2 separate regions of the Homo sapiens genome follow, and region 2 is linked to region 1. Evidence: chromatin contacts called from ENCODE Hi-C or POLR2A ChIA-PET data. All regions are on one chromosome and are shown on one strand. The core of a region is the stretch at or near the end of the contact, and the rest is flanking DNA. Distances in the headings are between cores, read along the strand shown.

Region 1 (5,611 bases), core at 1,072-3,571:
AAAGAAGCAACAATTATTTGCTAACCCTACATTTAAAATAATGTGGCTCCTTGTCTATCAAAATGTTAAAATTGAATATTTAAAAACATTATAGTTCAGGATTAAATTGTTATTTGTTTGGTTTTCCTGAAGTGCTGAGTTTCTTGGAAGTCCTTATAGAAACAAAATTTGGCATAGACTTCTTAAGGAACAGGGCAGTAATGATTGGTCCCCTTTCCCACTGACCTCAGGGGCAAGTCTGTGGGCTTATGCAAGGATTCTGGTGATTTACATCTTCCTTAGTGTGTAGAAAACCAAGCTCAGACAAAAAGTACAGTTAAACATTAAGAACATTTGTGCAAAGGCAGGCAGTTGCACTAGCATTTTGTGGAGATTTGCAAAAATGAATCAAGGGAGAATGCAAATGCAAAAGAAATTGCAATTCAGTCAGTACAGACTAATTAAAAACTTTAGAAAGGGTTCTTAACCTCAGCCCAATGGACATTTTGGGCCAGATAATTTTTTGTTGTGGGGGCTGCCGTATGCATTGTAGAATGTGGGGCAGGATCCCTAATGTCTACCCACTAGGCGTCAGTAGTACTGATCACAGTTGTGGCAACCAGAACGTCTTCAGACATTGCTAAATGTCTTCCAGAGGGACAGAATCACCCCCAGTTGAGAAACACTGGTTGAGAATGACATGTGGTCTATAACCCACAAGCAAAGCTTCTTGAAGATGTAAGAGCTTTGGTTTTTGCAAAATATACGTATTTAAAGACACATACATACTTATTTGTTTTTCTTCAATTTTCTATTTTCTGTGAGACCTTGATTTTTTTTTTTTAATTCAGATACATTTTAGGAACGTTAATGCCTGCAGTTGGCTTAGGATTTCTATGCTACTTTAATAAGAGCAGTATTTTATAGTTTTTAAAGCATTACTTTAAAAAAAAACTTTTGCTATTGGAAAAAACTGTATTTTCTGTAAATGAAATCAGTGATGAGCTGCTCCTTTTAACACCTTGCGGCCATAACATTATACGTTGCTACAAATGATTACTGATGTGTTTTATGTTAAACACAGTGTATTGAGCTTTAAGATAAATAAAATCCCACAGAACTTAAGTAACTCAGCTAACTTTCTCATAATAGATTTTCTAAAGAAATCAGTTCTGGCTTGGTGGAAGTCATATCACCCCCTGAAAGCTATTATCCTGACTTGACAAACCTAAAGGAGACATTTGGAGACTCCAAAGAAAGAGTAAGGTGAGCATGTGCCGTTTAAAATCCTCCACACTTGTGAGTGTAAATATTTAATACATGTAGTTTTTATTTATCGAAGCTGAAAACATTTTAGAGTTGAATTTGGTAAAATATTCTAGGTAAGTCTCATTAAGTCCAGGACCGCTTGGAAATAATGTAGAGTTTTCTTAGAATATGTAAAAACTTAATATTAGCTTTTATTTTACTGTGTTTTCTTAAACTAGCTTTTAGATCCACTTCTCTTATGTGTTTCTGTAGGCTACCAGGAATTCACTGACAGGGTTTAATACTGTAAATTTAAATATGAATTTTTTAAAGCATTCAGTACCTATTTGTGAACTTTGATCTGCGTGCAAACAGTCCTAGGCACCAGAATAGGGACCCTAAAATTGTAATTTTTGAAGCACTCATTTGATGAAACATTAAGATATTACTGAAAAAAGGGTCTGTGGTCAAGGAAGTTTGGAAAAATATGTATTAAGAATTTTTTTCCCAATAAATGTCTTTACCGTTGGATATTTTTGTGCCTCTTATGAATTAATATGTTTCTAGAAGGGGAACATGTATACATACTTACTTGATATTAGACTCATTTTTTTCCTCAGGACAGCTTGAGAATTAGTGTTCTTGGGAATACATTTTGATAAAGTCTTCATTAGAGGAAAGTGAATTTTCTTTGACTCTTCGTCCTAAGTGAGTGTGTGTGTATGTGTGTGTGTGTACACATATACATAGATGACATGTTATGTAGACATTTGACATTTATACATTTAATCTTATTTTACTAAATTTGAGTCTGATTCCTAACTTACTTTTTGAAAATGTTTATTTCAGATGGAGAACAAAGCAAAACCTAGATTACTGTTTTCTAATGATGTATGCTCAAGAAAAGGGCATATATTACATTCAGGTAAGTGTAGTTTTTCCTTTGTTTTTCATGCTTGTAAAGAAAAAGTGTTATCAAGGGTATGTTTTCATTAAAACAGGAAGTTTTGAAAGTGCAAACCCTCTGAGATCTGACAAATCATAACTATCTCAGAGCAGAGGGGTCTCCATGGTAACTGAGCATGTGGGCTCTGATGTTTCTCCACTGAGTAGGGAAGCCAGCCCTCCACTTAGCGGGGGACCTGCAACTCACTTATCTTTTTCCTCTTTTTCTCCCATTCCCCCATCTTCTCTTCCCTCTTCCCTCTCTCCACTGTCAAGAAGAACTAAGATGTCATTATTTGGCAGATTTTAAAGAGGAATTTTCTTACAATTTTTCTTTAGTGGTCTTACAATGAACTAATTTTTTTTTGTAGGCCACAATACTGTTACCACTATTTTGAAGATAATAAAATTGACATTTAATTCTAACAGTCCAATTATTTTTAGCAGCACAACAGTCCAATTTTTACCAAGAACACAATATGTCATGGGATTACAGACACGAGCTGCTGCACCTGACATGTAGCATGTTTTAAAATTAGGAAGTATGAGGCCTCCAACTGTGTTCCCTTTTTTTTAAGACTATTTTGGCTGTTTAGGGTCACTTCAGACTCCATGTAAATTTGAGGAGGATTTTTTTCTATTTCTGTAAAAAATGCCTTGGGAATTTTGGTAGGGATTGTATTGAATCTGTAGATCGCTTTAGGTAGTGTGGACATTTTAATATTATTAAGTCTTCCAATACATGAGCACAAGATGTCTTTCCATTTATTTGTATCTTCTTTGATTTCTTTTAGAAATGTTTTGTAGAAAAATTTTCCACCTCCCCAGTTAGGTTTATTCCTAAGTATTTTATCTTTTTTGATACTACAGTAAATGGCATTGTTTTCTTGATTTTTTTTTTGGATTGGTCATTGTTAGTATACAAAAATACAACTATTTTTGTGTGTTGATTTTGTATCCTGAAACTTTGCTGAAATCATTTATTGCTTGTAGTTTTTGGTGGATTCTTTAGGTTTTTCTACATATAAGATTATTTCATCTGCAAATAATGATAATTTTACTTCTTCTTTTCCGGTTTGGGTACCTTTTACTTTTTTTACTTGTTTAATTGCTCTAGTTAGGATTTCCAGCACTATGTTGACTAGTAGTGGTGAAAGTGGGACTCCTTGCCCTGCTTCTAATCTTAGAGGGAAAGCTTTCATTTGTTTGCTGCCAAGTGTGATATTACCGATGGGCTTTTCATATATTACCTTTATTTTGTTGAATAAGTTTTTTTCTATTTCTAGTTCGTCACATTTTTTTTAATCAAGAAAGTGTCTTGAATGTTGTCAAATGCTTTTCCATACCAATTGAGATGATCATGTGTTTTTTTCCTCCATTTTGTTAATGTAGTATATGTTACACTGATTGATTTTTGTGTGTTGAACGATCCCTGTATTGCAGGTATAAATCCCACTTGGTTATGGTGTATATAATTCTTTTAATGTGCATTTTAATTCCATTTGCTAGTGTTCTGTTGAGGATTTTTGCATCAGGGATATTGGTCTGTAGTTTTCTTGTGTCTTTGTCTGGCTTTGGTGTCAGAGAAATGCAGGCCTCCTAGAATGTGTTTGAAAAGTGTTCCCTCTGTTTCAGTTCTTTGGAAGATAGCTGTTTGAGGAAGATTGATGTTAATTCTTTAAGTGTTCAGCAGAATTTTCCAGTGAAGTTCTCTGGTCCTGGGTTTTTCTTTGCTGAGAGGTTTTTGATTACTGCTTTAATCCCCTTAGTTATTATAAGTGTGTTCAAAGTTTTTATTTCTCCATGATTCACCCATGGAAAATTGTTTTTAGAGGTTTATCCATTTCTTGTAGATTATCCAATTTGTTGGCACATAATTGTTCCTAGTAGTCTCTTGTAATTCTTCTATTTCTGTGATATCAGTTGTTATGTTCCCTCTTTCATTTCTACTTTTAGTTATTTGAATCTTCTTTTTTTCTTAGCTAATCTAGCTAAGGGTTTATTAATTTTATTGATCTTTTCAAAAACCAACTCTAGGTTTCTTTGGGTTTTTTTCTGCTTTTTTTTTTCTATTTATTTATTTTTTTCTATTTATTTATCTGATCTAATCTTTATTTTTTTTTCTCCCTTCTGCTAATTTTGGGTTTAGTTTGTTTCTTTTTTTCAATTTCCTTGAGGTTGAAGTTAGGTTGCTGATTTTGAGATCTTTCTTCTTTTTTTTAATGTAAATGTTTACTGGTATAAACTTCCCTCTTTGTATGGCTTTTGCTATATATCATACATTTTGGTATATTTTTTTTTTTGTTTTCGTTTGTTTCTGGATTTTTTTCTAAATCCCTTGTGATTTCTTCTTTGACCCATTGGTTGTTTAGGGGCGAGTTGTTTAATTTCCACACATTTGTGTATTTTCTGGGTTTACTTTTCTGCTATTGACTTCTAGTTTCATTTTGTTGTAGTCAGAGAAGATACATTGCATAGTTTTAGTCTTCTTAAATTTGTTGGTGGGCGGCACTGGCTCACACCTGTAATCCCAACACTTTGGGAGGCTGAGGTGGGCAGGTCACTTGAGTTCAGGAGTTCAAGAGTTCAAGACCAGTCTGGGCAACATGACGAAATCCTGTCTCTAATAAAAATACAAAAAATTCACTGGGCATGGTGGTGCATACCAGTAGTCCCACCTACTCGGGAGTCTGAGGTGGGAGTATCAGTTGAGCCCAGGAGATTGAGGCTACAGTGAGCCTTGTGCTCTCCAGCCTGGGTGACAGAGTGAAAACCTGTCTTAAAAAAAATTGTTGGCTGGGCACGGTGGCCCACGCCTGTAATCCCAGCACTTTGGGAGGCTGAGGTGGGCAGATCACAAGGTCAGGAGATCGAGACCATCCTGGCTAACACGGTGAAACTCCGTCTCTACTAAAAATACAAAAAATTAGCCGGGCGTGGTGGCGGGCGCCTAGTAGTCCCAGCTACTAGGGAGGCTGAGGCAGGAGAATGGCGTGAACCCGGGAGGTGGAGCTTGCAGTGAGCCGAGATAGCGCCACTGCACTCCAGCCTGGGCGACACAGTGAGACTCTGTCTCAAAAAAAAAAAAAAAAAAAAATTGTTGAGATATTATGGGGCCTAACATGTGGTCTGTCTTGGAGAATGTTCCATATGCTCTTGAGAAGAATGTGTATTCTGCTGTTGTTGGGATCAGTGTTCTTTATGTCTGTCGGGTCCGTTTGATTATAGTGTTGTTTAAGTCCGATGTTTCCTTATTGATCTTCTGTCTGATCTATCCATAACTGAAGTAGAATATTGAAACCCCCTAGTATTATTGTGGTGGTGTTTGTTTCTTCTTTCAATTCTGTCAGTGTTGACTTCATATATCTGAGACCTCTATTATTAGGTGCATCTTTATTTAGAATTGTTATGTCTTTTCAGAGATTTGACTGACCCTTTT
Region 2 (5,611 bases), core at 1,612-4,111, 220 kb after region 1:
AAAGTTGTAAGACACATAAACAGGCAGAAAAGGACACAGGCTGGAAGGCAGTCAACAGACTGTCATTAAAAATGCATAAATTGTAGACTTACTAGACGAAGACCTAAAATTAGCTATTATAAATGTGTTCAAAGAACTGATGGAAACCATGTGTCAAAAATTAAAGGAAAGTATGAGAACAATATCTCACCAAAAAGAGAGTGTAGTTAAAGATATAGGAATTATATAACTATATATAAAGAAACTCTGTAATTGAAAGGTATAATAACTGAAATGAAAAATCCATTATAGGGGGACAATAGCAGGATTGAGTGGCAGAAGAATTAGCAAAATTGAGGATAAGTCCATGGATACTGCCTAGTCTGAGGAACATATAGGAAAAATCAATGAAGAAAGATGAACAGAGCCTAAGAGATCAGTAGACGCCATCAAGTATGCTAAGATATATCTAGTACCAATTGGGAGTACCAGAAGGAGAGGAGGGAGATAAAAGTGCAGAAAAAAATATTCACTAAAACCTTTCCAAATTTGATTTAAAAATTAATCTATAATCCAAAAATTTCAACAAACTCCAACTAAAATGAACTCAAAGAGAAGCATACTGAGATACATCATAATCAAACTGTCAACTAAAATGAACTCAAAGAGAAGCATACTGAGATACATCATAATCAAACTATCTAAAACCAAAGATGGAGAGACTCTTGAAAGCAGCAAGAAACAAGCAACTCCTCATGTACAAAGAATCCTCAATAAAATTAACAACTGTTTTCTCACCAGAAACCATAGAGACCAGAAGGCAGTAAGATGACACATTCAAAGTAATAAAAGGAACGGAAGGAAGAGCAGACCTAGAATTCTATATTCAGCAAAACTGTCCTTGAAAATGAAAGAGAAATTAAGACTACCTCAGACAAACAGAAACTGAGTGAATTCATTACTAGCAGATCCACCCACTAAGAAGCACTAAAGGAGTCCTTTAGGCTGAAATAAAATGTCATTAGAGAGTAACTCAAATTCATACAAAGAAAAACAACTAAGGCAAATTTAAAGTCAGTGTGTAATGCCTTTCTTCTCACTGATTTAAAAGACAACTGCATAAAAAGTAAGCATAAGTCTGTGTTGATGGGCTCATAATGTAAAAAGATAGAATTTGTATGACAATAATAGCACAAAGAAGTGGGGGAGTAAAGAGAGCTTAACTGGAGCACAGTTTGTGTATGTCATTGAAATTAAGTTCTAAAAACTCAATTGTTTTAAATTGAGAAGCTAACTGTAACCTCCAGAACAAATACTAAGAAAATGACTTTATGTATACATATTTAAATAAAACCAGGAAATTAAAATAGCATACTAGAAAATGCCTATTTACCACAAAAGAAGACAGTAATGAGTAATAGAGGAACACACAGGATATAAGATATATAGAAAATACACAGCAAATGACAGACATCAGTACTACTTTATCTCAAGTTATATTAAATGTAAATGTGGCTGAGTGTGTGGTTCATGCCTGCAATCCCAGCACTTTGGGAGGCTGAGGTGGGAGAACTGTTTGAGGTCATGCATTCAAGTCCAGCCTAAGCAACATAGTGAGACCCCATTTCTAGAAAAATTTTTTAAAATATTAGCCAGGCACGGTGGCTCACACTTGTAGTTTCAACTATTTAGGAGGCTGAGATGGGAGGATCACTTGAGCCCAGGAATTTTAGGCTACAGTGAACTATCATTGCACCACAGTACTCCAGCCTGAGTGACAGAGCAAGACTCTGTCTCAATCAATCAATGGATCAGTAAAAATGTATTAAATACTCCAATCAAAAAGCAGAGATTGTCTGAATGGACTTTTAAAAAATATGATCCAACTGCACATTGTGTACAGAGATGAATGTAAATTTTAAGGTATAAATAGGTTTAAGGTAAAATGATGAACAAAGGTATACCACAGAAACAATAACCAACAGAATACTGAAGAAGTTATACTAATATAATACAAAACAAACTTAAAACAAAACAAAAATACTACTGACAAACAGAGACATTTTATAATTGTAACAAGTTTAAACTATGAGGAAGAGATAGTAATTATAGACATATATACATCCACAATAGAACCCGAGAATACATGTAGCAAAAACAGAATTGAAGTGAGAAGTGAACATTGTAATAGTAGTAATTGATTATTGCAGTACTCCACTTTAAGTAATGGATAAAATAATGAAGTAAATCTAAAAGGATATATAAAACATTAACAATACCATAAGCCAACTAGATTTAACAAAGTTGTAGAATATTCCACCCAACAATAACAGAACATACCTCATGTTCAACTGTACATGAAATATCCTCTAGGATAGATTATATGGTAGGACTTTTAAAAGCCTAAATAAATAAAAAAGAATTGAAGTCATACAAATTATGTTCTCTGAGCACAATGGAATTAAAACAGAAATCAACAACAGAAGGAAATTTGGGAAATTTACAAGTAAATGGAAATTAAACAACACAGTTCTCGGTAACCAAAGGGTCAAAGAAGAACTCAGAAGGGAAATTAGAAAATATTTTGAGAAAAATTAATGTGAAAACTCAACATACTGTTGCAGAGCATTGCTCCTTAGTTCCCCTAAACTCTGGTTCTTGTCACAAGACCAGGAAAATTTAGGCACACAGACGACACACTGAAGGGTGAGTAGAGCAGGATATTATTGGGCAAAAAAGGAAAAAAAAAAAAAACTCAGCAAAGCAAGACGCAGTCCTGCTAACAGGACTCACAGATTGAATCCCAGGCCACTACACAGGAAAGGAGAGGCCAGGCTCCTCCCCACTGCAAACGGCACAAACTTTCCCTGGCTCCACCCTGTTCTCCCAGTGTGCAGGCCCATGGGAGGTTCTCTGGGGACCTTCCCCCTTATCTGCCTCCTGCATCTATCATTTCCCCCTCTAAAGAAGTACATCTAACTGCTGTTAGAATAAGAATAAGGATCAGGACAAAGGCCGATCTTAACTGCTTCATGCTGACAGGAGGCACTGTTTGAGGAAAACGGCAGTCAGAGCTCCCTCAGAGGCCTATCTAAGGGTCCCTGGCAGAAGGGGCTGTGGTCCAAGGCTCCAGTTGCATGACCGTTTGGAGTTTCACGGCCTGAAGGCAAGAAAAGACAAACTGGGTTATTAGAAAACATATATCAGCCAGGTGCGGTGGCTCATGCCTGTAATCTCAGCACTTTGGGAGGCCAAAGTGGGCGGATCACTTGAGGCCAGGAGTTCAAGACCAGCCTGGCCAACATGGTGAAACCCTGTCTCTACTAAAAATACAAAAATTAGCCAGGTATGGTGGTGGGTGCTTATAATCCCAGCTACTCAGGAGGCTGAGGCAGGAGAATCTCTTGAACCCAGGAGGCAGAGGTTGCAGTGAGCCGAGATCACACCGCTGCACTCCAGCCTGGGCAACAGAACAAGCTTCTGTCTCAGAAAAAAAATTAAAAAGAAGAAGAAAAGAAAGAAAATGTGTATCAAAATGAAATAAGGGTGGGTATTGGGGGAATCTGCCTCCGATAATTCAACGAGGGTCCTTTTCTATTTTCCATAAGTGTCGGCCGGTCTGAGAAATAAAGGGAAAGAGTACAAAAGAGAGAAATTTTAAAGCTGGGTGTCCGGGGGAGACATCACATGTTGGCAGGTTCCGTGATGCCCCCTGAGCCGTAAAACCAGCAAGTTTTTATTAGCAATTTTCAAAAGGGAGGGTGTGTACGAATAGGGTGTGGGTCACAGAGATCACATGCTTCAAGGGTGACAAAAGATCACAAGGCAGAAGGTCAGGGTGAAACTAGAATCACTAATGAACTTCCATGTCCCACTGTGCATGCATTTTCAGGGTTCAAGAGCAGAAAACCGGTCTGACTGGAATTTGCCAGGCTGGAATTTCCTAATCCTAGCAAGCCTGGGCATGCTGCAGGAGACTAGGGTGTGTTTCATCCCTATCTGCATCTGCATAAGGCAGACACTCCTAGGGCAGCCATTGTAGAGGCCCCGCCCTGGGAATGCATTCTTTTCCCAGGGCTGTTAATTATTAATATTCCTTACTGGGGAAAGAATTCAGCGATATTTCTCTTACCCATTTTCAGTAATAAGAGAAATATGGCTCTGTCCTGCCCAGCCCACAGGCAGCCAGACTTTAAGATTATCTCCCTTGTTCCCTGAACATCACTGTTATCCTGTTCTTTTTTCAAGGTGCCCAGATTTCATATTTTTTAAACACACATGCTCTACAAATAATTTGTGCAGTTAACGCAATCATCACAGGGTCTTGAGGCGACATTCATCATCAGCTTATGAAGATGACGGGATTCAGAGATTAAAGTAAAGACAGGCATAGGAAATCACAAGAGTATTGATTGGGAAAGTGATAAATGTCCATGAAATCTTCACAATTTATGTTCTTCTGCCATGGCTTCAGCCGGTCCCTCCATTCGGGGTCCTTGACTTCCTGCAACAGCGGGGGTAAGGGCAGCTCAAAAATCCTGAGGCCTTTTACCAGTTTGCGCAGGGAGGAGACACCAAAAGTCTGACTGCTAAAAAAACTTATACTCTTTTGCCCCATATTAGACTTCTGGGTTCCCTTCCCCTGAGCCCAATCCTAAGCCAACCAGTCTAAGGTTTGGGAAATTAACTCTTCCCAGTTTGGAGGATGCATCTGAAGGGAGCGTCCCATAGTACAGAGATACAATTAACTATCAGTGAACAGGACAAAGGAGGAAAAAGGAGGCATTTTTTCAGAGAAGTCTCAGGGGTTCAGGAAGCACTGCAGAGGAATGGCTACTCATCCAGAAAGAGGGTAGCAGGTGACCCTGGTTCCTTTCTCTTCCTAGCAAATCCCTTGTGTATGTGAGGGAGGAAAAGTTAGGTGTTCCTTTTTCTTTCCTCCATCCTTGTATCCCTGAGTCCCAGCAACTGCCACAGAGTGCCATGCATGGGTGTCAAAATGGCTTTCATCCATGTTAGTGGGAGTTGGGGGTTGGGGGTGGGAATATCCCTATCTCCCCTGCTGTCAGTAGCCCTTGAATTCCCTAGACTTCATTTATGCCATGGATTCTAGCATGACCTTTATCCATGAAACAAGAAGCTTGGCTTAATGGGCAGGAATTAGTCATGCTCACCTGCACTGTGCCTTTTAACTTCCATTATGAACTGCCTCTGGAATCCTGGGATCCTGTTTTCTTTCCTACGGCTTTGACCCGAAGCTTGGAAGTGAGTTTGGGACAAAAATGTGTCTTGGGGCGATTGTATGGACTCCTTATCATAAGCTCAATGCTAAGGTTAAGCTGTGGAATTGAGTCCTCCTCCAACAAGGGAAAGAAAAGGATGTCTTGTGACACACCCAGATAACTGGTGGCTATAGTTATGCTTGCTAAGATTTGAGTGCATGGGACTTGGCTTTGGTTAGCTCCCTTGGTCTTACTTTCCCAAAAAGGAAACCTCCAGGTGATGGGCATCCTATTTATTGCCATCACCTGGCAGGATTTGCAGGATAATTGCTCAGAACTAGAATATTGATCCAGATTTTTATATAACATCCCTATTGTTCTTTCTGAGCTGCAGCCAGAGATTGCTGGTT

Evidence for each region. A loop is a pair of places that touch in the nucleus more often than their neighbours do. ChIA-PET counts read pairs that join two places held with the same protein, here RNA polymerase II (POLR2A). Pooled maps may share reads with other maps.
Region 2: a loop to region 1 is called in a pooled map, with 2.1 times the contacts of the local background. The contact joins two enhancer-like sites. A Hi-C loop is called at or near these places in 4 of 50 pooled maps. POLR2A ChIA-PET finds 5 or more read pairs at or near these places in 5 of 52 experiments (CD4-positive, alpha-beta T cell, OCI-LY7, WTC11 and 2 more).

Annotation. Positions count from the first base shown.
Region 1 is chr2:98,651,986-98,657,596 of GRCh38, reverse strand. MGAT4A (alpha-1,3-mannosyl-glycoprotein 4-beta-N-acetylglucosaminyltransferase A) reads left to right here. Exons shown (of 16, transcript NM_012214.3): 7 at 1,132-1,245; 8 at 2,077-2,152. Among named protein-coding and RNA genes, the nearest start is that of UNC50, 46 kb to the right of the region's middle. Within about 2 kb of position 2,321, at least 5 of the 41 ENCODE cell types and tissues checked have a DNase peak (open chromatin) inside an H3K27ac peak, as active enhancers do.
Region 2 is chr2:98,434,206-98,439,816 of GRCh38, reverse strand. No RefSeq gene overlaps it. Among named protein-coding and RNA genes, the nearest start is that of INPP4A, 7.8 kb to the left of the region's middle. RefSeq lists enhancers at 1,007-1,056, 2,719-3,462, 3,463-4,207, 3,249-4,448. Within about 2 kb of position 2,861, at least 2 of the 41 ENCODE cell types and tissues checked have a DNase peak (open chromatin) inside an H3K27ac peak, as active enhancers do.